Regions from separate parts of the Homo sapiens genome. Here all the other regions are linked to region 4. Evidence: chromatin contacts called from ENCODE Hi-C or POLR2A ChIA-PET data. All regions are on one chromosome and are shown on one strand. Each heading gives the region's core, a stretch centred on a gene start or an enhancer-like site at or near the end of the contact. The rest is flanking DNA. Distances are from core to core; before and after follow the strand shown. Region 1 holds the start of ANKLE1 (ankyrin repeat and LEM domain containing 1). Region 2 overlaps PLVAP (plasmalemma vesicle associated protein). Region 3 holds the start of PGLS-DT (PGLS divergent transcript). Region 4 overlaps FCHO1 (FCH and mu domain containing endocytic adaptor 1).

Region 1 (2,953 bases), core at 242-2,741, 490 kb before region 4:
GGCCAGGCGCAGTGGCTCACGGCTGTAATCTCAGCACTTTGGGAGGCCGAGGTGGGCGGATCACAAGGTCAGGAGTTCGAGACCAGCCTGACCAACATGGTGAAACCCCGTCTTTACTAAAAATAAAAAATTAGGCGTGATGGTGCATGCCTGTAATCCCAGCTACTGGGGAGGCTGAGGCAGGAGAAGCTGTTGAACCCTGGAGGAGGAGGTTGCAGTGAGCTGAGATCACACCACTGCACTCCAGCCTGGGCAACAAGAGCAAAACTCCGTCTCAAAAATAAATAAATAAATAAAACAAAGACAAGGTCTCCGCCTGTAATCCTAGCACTTTGGGAGGCCGAGGCGGGCGGATCACCTGAGATCAGGAGCTCAAGACCAGCCTGGACAACATGGTGAAACCCCATCTCTACTAAAAATACAAAAATTAGCCGAGAGTGGTGGCACATGCCTGTAATCCCAGCTACTTGGGAGGCCGAGGCAGAATAGCTTGAACCTGGGAGGCAAATGTTGCAGTGAGCCCAGATTGCGCCACTGCACTCCAGCCTGGGCGACAGGGTAAGATCCGGCTCAAAAAAAAAAAAAAAAAAAAAAAAAAAAATAGGGCCTCACTCCGTTGCCCAGGCTGGTCTCAAACTCCTGCACTCACTAAAAGAAAAGAAAAGCAACAACAAACTAGTAGGCTCAAACGATCTTCTCTCCTCAGCCTCCCAAAGCACTGTGCTTAAAGGCGTGAGCTGGGCCCTCGGCCTGGGGGTTGGAAATTGAAGCCTCTATTTTATGTATTTATTTATTTTCTGAGACAGAGTTTTGCTCTGTTGCCCAGGCTGGAGTGCAGTGGTGTGATCATGGCTCACTGCATCCTCGAACTTCCGGGCTCAAGAGATTCTACCAACTCAGCCTCCCAAGTAGCTGGGACCACAGGTGCAAGCCACCCACGCCCGGCTAGTTTTTTGTATTTTTTTGTAGGGACTGGGTTTATCCAAGTTGCCCAGGCTGGTCTCGAACCCCAGAGCTCAAGCAACCCTCCTGCCTGGGCCTCCCGAAGTGCTGGGATTACAGGTGTGAGCCACCGTGCCCGGCCTAAGCCTCTCATAAGGCCGTGCTCCCTGCCAGAGGCCACCCTTGAAGAAGATTCCCTGAGACTTAATGACCTGGGGCACCCCGGACTTTCTTAATCGTAGCTCCACCCACTCGAGCCGGGTGCCTTCGCGTTTCCCGTTTTTAAATGAGATAGTGGCACACCCGGTGGCATCCTCCCACCCGGGCTCTTATCGGCGGTCCCAGACCCTGCTTGAGCGCCTCCGGGTGTCAAGGGCCCCTGAGGACACTAAAGCTCTCGAACCCCGATGTGGACCCCCGTGCGGCGCGGGGCAGCCTGGCTGGGAACCCTGCTCGGCCCTGGAGAGGGGCCCCCCGAGCCGAGGGGAGGAGCGGCGCATGCCCACAAGCCCCCCGCGGGAAGTAGGAAATCGACCGACCAGGCGGTGCGCTTCGGACCCAGCCAGGGCATGTGCTCGGAGGCCCGCCTGGCTCGCAGGTTGCGGGATGCGCTGCGGGAGGAGGAGCCGTGGTGAGGGCGGGGCCGGGGGCGGGCCAGGAGTGGGGGTCTTTGGCCGGGGTCCACTCTGACCGCGGTGTTTGCAGGGCAGTAGAGGAGCTGCTGCGCTGCGGCGCGGACCCTAATTTGGTGCTAGAGGACGGCGCAGCGGCTGTGCACTTGGCGGCCGGAGCCCGGCACCCGCGCGGCCTGCGTTGCCTCGGGGCCCTACTGCGCCAAGGCGGGGACCCCAACGCTCGGTAAGATAGAGCCTGGGTCCGGGGCGGGGTCTCCCCAAGCCGAAGTCTGGGAATCCGGGAAGGGGCGCCCCATCATCCCGGGCCAGGCCTCGGGGCTCGAGGGTGGGGTTTAGGGGATCTTGGGGAGGGAACTTGGGGGTCCAAGGGCAGGGGCTAGGGCTCGAGGGAGGCGCTGGGGTCCCAGACCGAGGGCGTGGAATGGGGCTGCGCTAGGACCAAAGTGGGGATCAAGGGTTCGGATATTGGAGTGGAGGCACCAGGGTCAGACGGCAGAGGTTTGGGTCCTGGCCTGAGGTCATAGCATCTAGGTTCCAAGGGCAGTGTACCAGGGTGGACGGCGGAGATCCGGGAGGCCGAGAACGAAGGCTCCAGGTCCCCAGAGCGGAGATCGGGGTTCCTGCCGGGAGGCTGAGTCCGCAATGACCCCTCTTGCGCTGCCGCCCCAGATCTGTCGAGGCACTGACGCCGCTGCATGTGGCCGCCGCGTGGGGCTGCCGCCGCGGCCTGGAGCTGCTGCTGAGCCAAGGAGCGGACCCGGCGCTGCGCGACCAGGTTGGGAGGCACTGCGCGGGCAAAGAAAGGCTGGGTGAGCCCAGAGGGAGGGAAGGAAGGTAAGAGGGCCTCGGGCGCCCCCTGCTGACCGCGCCCCTGTAGGACGGACTCCGGCCGCTGGACCTGGCCCTGCAGCAGGGACACCTGGAGTGCGCGCGAGTCCTGCAGGATCTCGACACGCGGACCAGGACCCGGACCCGGATCGGGGCAGAGACTCAGGAGCCCGAGCCTGCACCTGGCAGTGAGTAGGGCCTGCAGGGCTGCTGGGGCTTGACTTCTGGACCAGTCCCTGACATCCAGGGTCTTCCCCACCCCACCCATTGGTTCTGACCGTCTCACATCCACTATTTGTGGCCAGCTCTTTCGGCCTCAGACACTCTGATCTCCTTTTTCTGTTTGATCCTATTCTCATCGCTGTCTCATCCCTCCTCCTCTCCTCTCTGGCCCCCACTCTCACCTGCAGCCCCAGGCCTCTCTGGACCTACCGATGAGACGCTGGACTCCATAGCACTCCAAAAGCAGCCATGCAGAGGTGACAACAGGGACATTGGCTTGGAGGCTGACCCAGGACCCCCCAGCCTCCCTGTTCCCCTTGAAACTG
Region 2 (3,077 bases), core at 427-2,926, 410 kb before region 4:
AGAAAGACCTGGAACAGGCCGGCTATGGTGGCTCACGCCTGTAATCCCAGCACTCTGGGAGGCCAAGGCGGGTGGATCACGAGGTCAAGAGTTCAAGAGCAACCTGGCCAAGATGGTGAAATCCCATCTCTACTAAAAATACAAAAAAATTAGCAGGGCATGTTGGTGGGCACCCGTAATCTCAGCTACTGGGGAGGCTGAGGCAGAGAATTGCTTGAACTCGGGGAGGCGGAGGTTGCAGTGAGCCGAGATCGCGTCTCTGCACTCCAGTCCAGCCTGGGTGACAGAGCGAGACTCCGTCTCAAAAAAACAAACAAACAAACAAAAACCTGGAACAGATCCTTCCCTCACAGCCTCAGAAGGAACCAACCCCGCTAACACTTTGATCTTGGTACCACCCAGTCTGTAATACCTTGTCATGGAAGCCCTAGCAAATTAATACAAATGCTAACACCATCTCATGAGGCAAACAACAGTCTTTAAAAAAAACCTTTTTTTGTTTTTTTTTTTGTTGTTGTTTTTGAGACAGGGTTTTTTGCTCTGTCACCCAGCCTGGAGTGCAGTGGCACGATCTCGGCTCACTGTAACCTCCGTCTCCCGGGTTCAAGTGATTCCCCAGCCTCAGCCTCTCGAGTAGCTGGGATTACAGGTGTGCACCACCATACCTGGCTAATTTTTGTATTTTTAGTAGAGACAGGGTTTCGCCATGTTGGCCAGGCTGGTCTCGAACTCCTAACCTCAAGTGATCTGCCCACCACCAGCCTGGCCAACATGGCGAAACCCCATCTTTGCTAAAAATACAAAAATTAGCCAGGCATGGAAGCGCATGCTTGTAGTCCCAGCTATTTGGGAGTCTGAGCCAGGAGACTCGCTTGAATCCGGGAGGCGGAGGTTGCAGTGAGATGAGATTGTGCCACCACACTCCAACCTGGGGAACAGAGTGAGACTCTATGTCCAAAAAAAAAAAAAAGAAAAATTAAAATTAAATTAAATAAGATATGCAAATGGCCAAAGAGCATATCAAAAGACATTCAAAATCGGCTGGGCGCGGTGGCTCACACCTATAATCCCAGCACTTTGGGAGGCCAAGACAGGTGGATCACCTGAGGTTGGGCATTCGAGACCAGCCTGGCCAACATGGTGAAACCCCATCTCTACTAAAAATACAAAAAAATTAGCCAGGCCTGGTGGCAGGTGCCTGTAATCCCAGCTACTTGGGAGGCTGAGGCAGAAGAATTGCTTGAACCCGGGAGATGGAGGTTGCAGTGAGCCACGATCACACCATTGCACTCCAGCCTGGGTGACAGAGCGAGAGTCTGTCTAAAAAAAAAAAAAAAAAAAAAAAAAGAAAGATATTCAAAATCATTAGCCATTACGGAAATGCAAATCAGGACCACAGTGAGATACCACTACACACCCACGAGGGTGGCTATTTTAAAAACCCATAAACCCCCAAAATGAACAGTAACAGGTGTTGATGAGGATGTGGGGAAATCAGAATTCTCAGACAGTACTAGTGAGAATGTACAATGTTGCAACGGCTTTGGGAAAGTCTGGCAGTTCCTCAAAATGTTAAACATAGTTACCACGTGACCCAGAAACTCTACTTCTCAGCATATACCCAGAGCAATGGAAACACATCCTCACATCAACTTGCCAGGAATGTCCACAGCCGCTCGATTCACAGTAGCCAAAGGTGGAAAGAACCCAAATGCCTGTCAGCAGATGAATTAACGCACAAAATGTGTTCCTTCCATACATAGAACATGATTCAGCCATAAAAAGGAAGGAAGCACTGATCCATGTTGCAGTGTGTGTGAACCCCAAAAACATGATGCCTAAGTGAGAGAAGCCGGACACAAAAGGCCACAGAATGTGAGATTCCACTGACATGAAATGCCCAGAACAGGCAAATCCATAGAGACAGGAAGCAGGTTGGTGGCTGTCAGGGATTGGGGGAGGGGAATGGGAAGTGACTGCTGATGGGGACGTGGGTTTTCTTTTGGGAAGGTGAAAATGTTCTAAAATAATGTTCTAAAATGGATCGTGGTGATCAATGTACAACTCTGTGAATTTACAAAAAAATCATCAAATTGGCTGGGCGCGGTGGCTCACGCCTGTAATCTCAGCACTTTGGGAGGCCGAGGCGGGCGGATCACGAGGTCAGGAGATCTAGACCATCCTGGCTAACACGGTGAAACCCCATCTCTACTAAAAATACAAAAAATTAGCCAGGCGTGGTGGCGGGCGCCTGTAGTCCCAGCTACTCGGGAGGCTGAGGCAGGAGAATGGCGTGAACCTGGGAGGCAGAGCTTGCAATGAGCTGAGATCGCGCCACTGCACTCCAGCCTGGGCGACAGAGCGAGACTCCATCTCAAAACAAACAAACAAACAAACAAAAACATCAAATTGTACACTTTAAATAGGTGGATTGTAAAATACATGAATTATATATCAATAAAGCTGTTTTTAAAAATTATTTATTATTATTATTATTATTGAGATGGAGTCTCGCTCTGTGGCCCAGGCTAGAGTGCAGCGGTGTGATCTCAGCTCACTGCAACCTCTACTTCCTGGGTTCAAGTGATTCTCATGCCTCAGCCTCCCAAGTAGCTGGGAATACAGGGGTGCACCACCATGACCAGCTAATTTTTGTATTTTAGTAGAGACGGGGTTGCACCATGTTAGCCAGGTGGTTTCGAACTCCTGACCTCAAGTGATCCACTGGCCTCAGTCTCCTGCCTTGACTTCCCAAAGTGCTGGAATTACAGACGTGAGCTGCCACGCCCGGCCAGCTATTTTTATTTTAATTTAATTTTATTTTTTTTGAGACATGGTCTCACTCTGCCACCCAGGCTGGAGTGTGGTGGTGTGATCACAGCTCACTGCAGCCTCAGCCTCCCCAGGCTCGGGCAATCCTCCCACCTCAGTCTCTCAAGTAGCTGGGATTACAGGCACGTGCCACCACTCCTGGCTAATTTTTTATAGAGATGGGGTCTCACCATGTTGCCCAGGCTGGTCTTAAACTGCTGAGCTCAAGCAATCCACCCACCTTGGCCTCCCAAAATGTTGGGATT
Region 3 (2,997 bases), core at 161-2,660, 260 kb before region 4:
GGTCCAGCCTTGGCTTCCCAACGTGCTGGGATTACAGCTGTGAGCCACCAAGCCCAGCTACAGCTCTCAAGAAGTACAGTCTTGTACTTCTTTTATTAAATTTATGCCTACTTTATACTTTATGATGCTATGGTAAATGGAATTGTTTTCTTAATTTGCTACTGATTTTAAAATCCACTACCTGTGTGAGTTGAACTGCGCTTACACACATCACTGAAATATCCCACTCTCAGAAGTGGCCCAGCCTCCCCAGGCCCACCAGGCCTTCTTCCCCTTCCAGCCCTCTGTCCAGGCAAGAACTCGATTGGAGGCCTTTCTGGGCACTCAGAGGGACACACCACCACACTAGGAGGGTTAGCTTAAAAAATTCAACAAGCATGGCCAGGCGCAGTGGCTTTCGCCTGAATGCTACCACTTTGGGAGGCCGAGGCAGGAAGATCGCTTGAGCCCAGGGGTTCAAGATCAGCCTAGACCATATAGCAAGAGCCCGTCCGTCCGGAAAATGTAAAAAAAAAAAAAAAAAAAATTCAACAAGCATATTTTCATCCCCTACTTTTTTTTGAGATGGAGCCTCGCTCTGTCGCCCAAGCTGGGGTGCAGTGGCACGATCTCGGCTCACTGCAACCTCCGCCACCCCGGTTCAAGCGATTCTCCTGCCTCAGCCTCCCGAGTAGCTGGGACTACAGGCGCCCGCCACTACGCCCGGTTAATTTTTTGTGTTTTCAGTAGAGACGGGGTTTCACCGTGTTAGCCAGGATGGTCTCGATCTCCTGACCTCGTGATCCGCCCGCCTCGGCCTCCCAAAGTGTTGGGATTACAGGCGTCAGCCACCGCGCCCGGCGGTGCAGGAATTTTAAAACTCACCAAAATACGCCCTCCTTCAGAAAATCCCTGCCACCTCGATAGGACGTCCTCTTCTTGAGCTCCCCTCTCCGGCCCTCCCTGATACAGCAAGGTTGAGCATTCGGGCACTGGCTTCCCGAACTCACTTCGACTCAGGCACAGCAGGCAAAGATTCAATGGGTAGGGCCGGACCGACTGCCCGACCTTCGCGGTGCTTCACTTGCCTCACTGCGCATGTGCCAAAGACAATCACCCAAAGTACTCGAAACCAAGCGGCAGGGCCGGCCCTTGCGCAGGCGTACTAGCGACGGCCGTAGGGAGCGCTTCCTCCTCCCCGCCGCCGCCCTCGCCATGGCCGCGCCGGCCCCGGGCCTCATCTCGGTGTTCTCGAGTTCCCAGGAGCTGGGTGCGGCGCTAGCGCAGCTGGTGGCCCAGCGCGCAGCATGCTGCCTGGCAGGGGCCCGCGCCCGTTTCGCGCTCGGCCTGTCGGGCGGGAGCCTCGTCTCGATGCTAGCCCGCGAGCTACCCGCCGCCGTCGCCCCTGCCGGGCCAGCTAGCTTAGCGCGCTGGACGCTGGGCTTCTGCGACGAGCGCCTCGTGCCCTTCGATCACGCCGAGAGCACGTACGGCCTCTACCGGGTGAGAGCTACGGGGGCCGCCGGGGATCACGCCGAGAGGGCCACAGCCACCGCCTACACCCCGGCTACGGAGGCCGCCGGGGGCCATGCCGAAAGGGCCGCGCCCACTGTCTGCACCTCGGCTACGGGGGCCACTGGGTATCATGCCAAGAGGGCCGTGCCCACTGCCTGCACCTCGGCTACGTGGGTCGCTGGGGGTCATGCCAAGAGGGCCGCGCCCACCGGTTGCCCTCGGCTACGGGGGCCACTGGGGGTCATGCCGAGATGGTCACGCCCACTGCCTGCACCTCGACTACGGGGGCCGCTGGGGGTCTAGCCGACAGGGCTCGCCCGCCTCCTGAACCCCGCCTACAGTGGGTCCCGCAGGACCTCACTGCGCCCTCTGCCTTTATCTAGGCAGGGCTAGAAATGGTCTACTTGCAGTCCGTCTTCCTGCTTCATCCGGTGGCCAGGCAGAGGGAACGGCACGGGCAAGGGCCTGGAAGGGAATCCGAGTGGCCCATGTCAAACGATGCCCATAACTCAGCCCCGTAGCGGACGGGGGCACGAGGAATCAGGTGTAGAGCCTGAATCTCAGGGTCCTGATCTCTAACCCCAGCGAGTTCTCGGGGATCCCTGGGCAGCTTTGCCGCTCTGATGGCTCTGCTTCCAGGCTGTTCATCTTTGGCTTTGAGCCTCAGGATTCTATAGAATCAGAGGAGCGCGCTCTTTTAAAGACAGGGTAACTGAGGCTTGGAGGAGCCTTGGCCTGGCCGAGGGAAGAGTGGGAGGGGCGGGCTCAAAGGCCAGGAACCTCAAGTCACTTGAGTCTGGCAGCGTCAAGGGACACCCCATGCTGGGTGTGCCGTCTTCTCTTTGCATAGAATCTTGAGCTGATGATGGTTTTGTGGGTTTTTTATTAAGAGAAAAGGCTTACTGAACGCTTTATATGCATCAATTCATGAGTCCGTACCACAGCCTATGAGATGTTACACTCATTTCACAGATGGAGAAACTGAGGCCAGAAGAGGTGAGCTTACCTGCCCAAGGCATCTAGTGACCAGAGGGGCAGCCAGGGTGTGATCCTGCCTCATCTGACTTCGTAGTTGGGTACACATTTAACTTCCGCCTTCCTGTGTGTGTTTTCCAAGAGCATCATTAAAAAGTTTTGGCCGGGTGCGGTGGCTCACGCGTGTAATCCCAGCACTTTGGGAGGCCGACGTGAGTAGATCACCTGAGGTCAGGATTTCGAGACCAGCCTGGCCAACATGGCAAAACTCTGTCTCTACTAAAAAAAAATACAAAAATTGGCTGGGTGCGGTGGCTCACGCTTGTAATCCCAGCACTTTGGGAGGCTGAGGCGGGCGGATCACGAGGTCAGGAGTTTGAGACCAACCTGACCAACATGGTGAAACCTGTCTCTACTAAAAATGCAAAAATTAGCCAGGTGTGGTGGTGCGCACCTGTAATCCCAGCTACTCGGGAGGCTGAGGCAGGAGTGAGGCATGATCAGTGAACCGAGATCATGCCATTACAC
Region 4 (2,794 bases), core at 252-2,751:
AGAGCCGAGATTGAGGGGCGGGCTGGAGCCTGGGGGCTGGGTTCATATCCCACCTCAGCTGCAAAGTCCCATGGACTACGTGGGTGTGAATAATGTCCCTGCCGAAGCTCAGTTTGTCCCAGGAACCTGCCCACACACCCAGGGAAGACAGTCGTTGCCATCAGGGTTGGTTTTGAGGTCTGAGTCAAGGCCTGGGGGCAGGGCGGGGGGCGGTTGGCAGGGTGAGATGGAAGGTTCGATAGTGGGGCGCCTGACTCACTGCTGCCCCCTGACTCCCCTAGACATGTCCAGAGGTGGATGAAGAAGGTTTCACTGTCCGGCCTGATGTGACCCAGAACAATATCCTTCTGGCACCCCCTGGGGGCAGTTGTTGGCACAGCAAGGACAAAATTCTCCGTAATAACCAGTCCACCTTCAGCAGTCCTCTCTGTGTACATCCTGGAGAGAGTCTCCTTTGTGGATGAAGCCAACCTAAATGTAAACACCCACTCTATGGGGTCAGCACTGGGCAAGAGGGAGAGAGAAAAGGAGATCTAGCAGGGCTTCCTGGAGGAGGGGGCACCAGTGTTGGGGTTTTGCAGCCGAATAGGAGTTTGCCAGTTAGTTCTGGGCATGCTTGTGCAAAGGCTTCTCGGGGGGGGTGGGAGTGCTGGTGGGACATGGTGTCAGGACTGAAGGTGGCGCGTGGTGAGCGATGGGATTGGGCAGGACCTCGAAGGGTTTGAGCAGGGAGGGACGAGGCTGGATTGGAGAGCTGACTGGGGGAAAGCTTGTGTTGGGATTGGCTTGGACCTTGACTGCAGCCCACGCACGGCCGAGCCCTCCCGTTTCTCGTCCAGCGACTCCGACTTCGACGATGAAGAGCCCCGCAAGTTCTATGTGCACATCAAGCCTGCCCCGGCCCGGGCTCCAGCCTGCAGCCCCGAGGCAGCAGCGGCACAGCTCAGGGCCACCGCGGGCAGCCTCATCCTTCCTCCTGGCCCAGGGGTGAGGCGTGGGAGGGGTGCCCTGGGTGTTGCTAGAGAGGCTGGCTGGATGCATTCGTGTGTGATGTTGCCCACTTTGTCCACAGGGCACCATGAAACGCCATTCTTCACGTGAGTAGCCTTTGGTCTTCAGAGTGGGGAGGATCCTAAGGAAGGGAGGCTATGGGTTTGGGCTTGAATCATAACTCCGTTTTGTAACTTTGGGCAGGCTGCTTAACCACACTGACCTTCAGTCTCCTTTTCTGTAAAATGAGGTCATTATGAAATTAAGTGAGAGCTGAAAGGGGTAGCTGGGGCCAGGAGAAGCTAGCATCTGGAGACAGGCTCGCTTAGGCTTGAATCCATGTCTGCCTGATTTGCTGATCACCTTGGGCAACTGGCTGGACACCCCCGAGCCTCGGTCCCTTGGTCTGTGGAGTGGGGAGCATTGCAGGCAGGGTGACAAGAAGGCTGAAGGAGGTGCATCTCTTGTAGGGGACGCTGCTGGGAAACCCCAGAGACCTCGGTCTGCCCCCAGAACCAGCAGGTGGGTTCCACACGAGTGGGCAGGTGGGGGCTGTCCCCACCTCCTCCCTCCACCTCCCCATGTCTCCGCCTGGTGTTCTCTTGTCCCGGCTGGGAGTTGACGTCATGCTGGGGTTTTTTTGTTTTTGTTTTTGTTTTGAGACAGAGTCTCACTCTGTCACCCAGGCTGGAGTGCGATTTCAGCTCACTGCAACCTCCACCTCCTGAGTTCAAGCGATTTTCATGCCTCAGCCTCCTAAGTAGCTGAGATTACAGGCACCCACCACCACGCCCAGCTAACTTTTGTATTTTTAGTAGAGACAGGGTTTCACCATGTTGGCCCGGCTGGTCTCGAACTCCTGACCTCAAGTGATCTGCCCACCTCGGCTTGCCAAAGTGCTGGGATTACAGGCATGAGCCCTTGTGCCTGGCCCATGCTGGCTTTTGAGGGACCATTTAGTCATTCATTTGATGAACATTTATTGAGTGCCTGCTGTGTACCTGTGCTGTTCTAGGGTCTGGGTTCTGAGACAGGTCTCCCTTCTCAGAGTCACATTCTAGTGACTCCAGATTTTAAGAATAGCAAATAGGGCCAGGCGTGGCGGCTCACGCCTGTAATTCCAGCACTTTGGGAGGCCAAGGCAGGCGGATCACCTGAGGTCGAGAGTTCGAGACCAGCCTGACCAACATAAAGAAACCCCATCTCTACTAAAAATACAGCATTAGCCAGGCATGGTGGCACATGCCTGTAATCCCAGCTATTCGAGAGGGTGAGGCAGGAGAATCGCTTGAACCTGGGAGGCGGAGCTTGCAGTAAGCCACTGTTGTGCCATTGCATTCCAGCCTGGGCAGCAAGAGGAAACTCCGTCTCAAAAAAAAAAAAAAAAAAAAAAAAAAAGCAAATAAGTTAGAGCATATTCGATACTTCTAAGTGCTACGAAGAAACTAAAGCAGATGACGCGAAGACAGGAGGAGGTGACTTCCCTTGAGGTGGGGTTGGGAACCTCCCTGAGGGGGTGACTTGGAGCTAAGCCCCAAAGAGGAGCTAGGAGGTGACTGTGAAGAGAGCTGGGGAAATGGAACTCCAGACTGGGAACAGGCTGCACACAGTGGCTCACACCTGCAATCCCAGCACTGGCCAAAGCAGCCAGATCACTTGAGGTCAGGAGTTTGGGATCAGGCTGGCCAGCATGGTAAAACCCCGTCTCTGCTAAAAATACAAAAATTAGCCGGGCATGGTGGCAGGTGCCTGTAATCCCAGCTACTCTGGAGGCTGAGGCAGGAGAATCGCTTGAACGCAGGAA

What was found. Hi-C counts contacts between places; a loop is a spot of excess contacts on that map. ChIA-PET counts read pairs that join two places held with the same protein, here RNA polymerase II (POLR2A). Pooled maps may share reads with other maps.
Region 1: a pooled map shows a loop between it and region 4 (2.4-fold over the local background). The contact joins the promoter of ANKLE1 here to the enhancer-like site in region 4. A Hi-C loop is called at or near these places in 1 of 168 maps with a recorded cell type or tissue (mammary epithelial cell) and 2 of 50 pooled maps. POLR2A ChIA-PET finds 5 or more read pairs at or near these places in 2 of 52 experiments (HCT116 and T-cell).
Region 2: a loop to region 4 is called in a pooled map, with 7 times the contacts of the local background. The contact joins two enhancer-like sites. A Hi-C loop is called at or near these places in 2 of 50 pooled maps. POLR2A ChIA-PET finds 5 or more read pairs at or near these places in 3 of 52 experiments (A673, MCF 10A and activated B cell).
Region 3: a loop to region 4 is called in a map of PC-3, with 6 times the contacts of the local background. The contact joins the promoter of PGLS-DT here to the enhancer-like site in region 4. A Hi-C loop is called at or near these places in 2 of 168 maps with a recorded cell type or tissue (HCT116 and PC-3), 8 of 37 single-sample maps with no recorded cell type and 6 of 50 pooled maps. POLR2A ChIA-PET finds 5 or more read pairs at or near these places in 7 of 52 experiments (GM10248, GM12878, PC-9 and 4 more).

Annotation. Positions count from the first base shown.
Region 1 is chr19:17,280,410-17,283,362 of GRCh38, forward strand. ANKLE1 (ankyrin repeat and LEM domain containing 1) reads left to right here and starts at 1,492. Exons shown (of 9, transcript NM_152363.6): 1 at 1,492-1,573; 2 at 1,648-1,800; 3 at 2,247-2,352; 4 at 2,455-2,593; 5 at 2,816-2,953. The coding sequence starts at 1,512. RefSeq lists silencers at 1,354-1,403, 1,414-1,503.
Region 2 is chr19:17,368,680-17,371,756 of GRCh38, forward strand. The region is part of intron 1 of PLVAP (plasmalemma vesicle associated protein); the gene reads right to left. Among named protein-coding and RNA genes, the nearest start is that of PLVAP, 7.1 kb to the right of the region's middle. Within about 2 kb of position 1,677, at least 6 of the 41 ENCODE cell types and tissues checked have a DNase peak (open chromatin) inside an H3K27ac peak, as active enhancers do.
Region 3 is chr19:17,510,479-17,513,475 of GRCh38, forward strand. It overlaps PGLS-DT (PGLS divergent transcript), which reads right to left and starts at 1,411. Exons shown (of 3, transcript NR_147835.1): 1 at 865-1,411. It overlaps PGLS (6-phosphogluconolactonase), which reads left to right and starts at 1,171. Exons shown (of 5, transcript NM_012088.3): 1 at 1,171-1,482. The coding sequence starts at 1,195. RefSeq lists enhancers at 17-674, 675-1,331, 899-1,148, 1,642-1,936, 1,899-2,158 and 1 more and silencers at 1,209-1,338, 1,349-1,398, 1,642-1,936.
Region 4 is chr19:17,775,175-17,777,968 of GRCh38, forward strand. FCHO1 (FCH and mu domain containing endocytic adaptor 1) reads left to right here. Exons shown (of 29, transcript NM_015122.3): 15 at 282-339; 16 at 809-987; 17 at 1,073-1,097; 18 at 1,461-1,512. Among named protein-coding and RNA genes, the nearest start is that of B3GNT3, 19 kb to the right of the region's middle. RefSeq lists an enhancer at 1,253-1,592. Within about 2 kb of position 1,502, at least 3 of the 41 ENCODE cell types and tissues checked have a DNase peak (open chromatin) inside an H3K27ac peak, as active enhancers do; they include GM12878, where a contact is called at or near this core.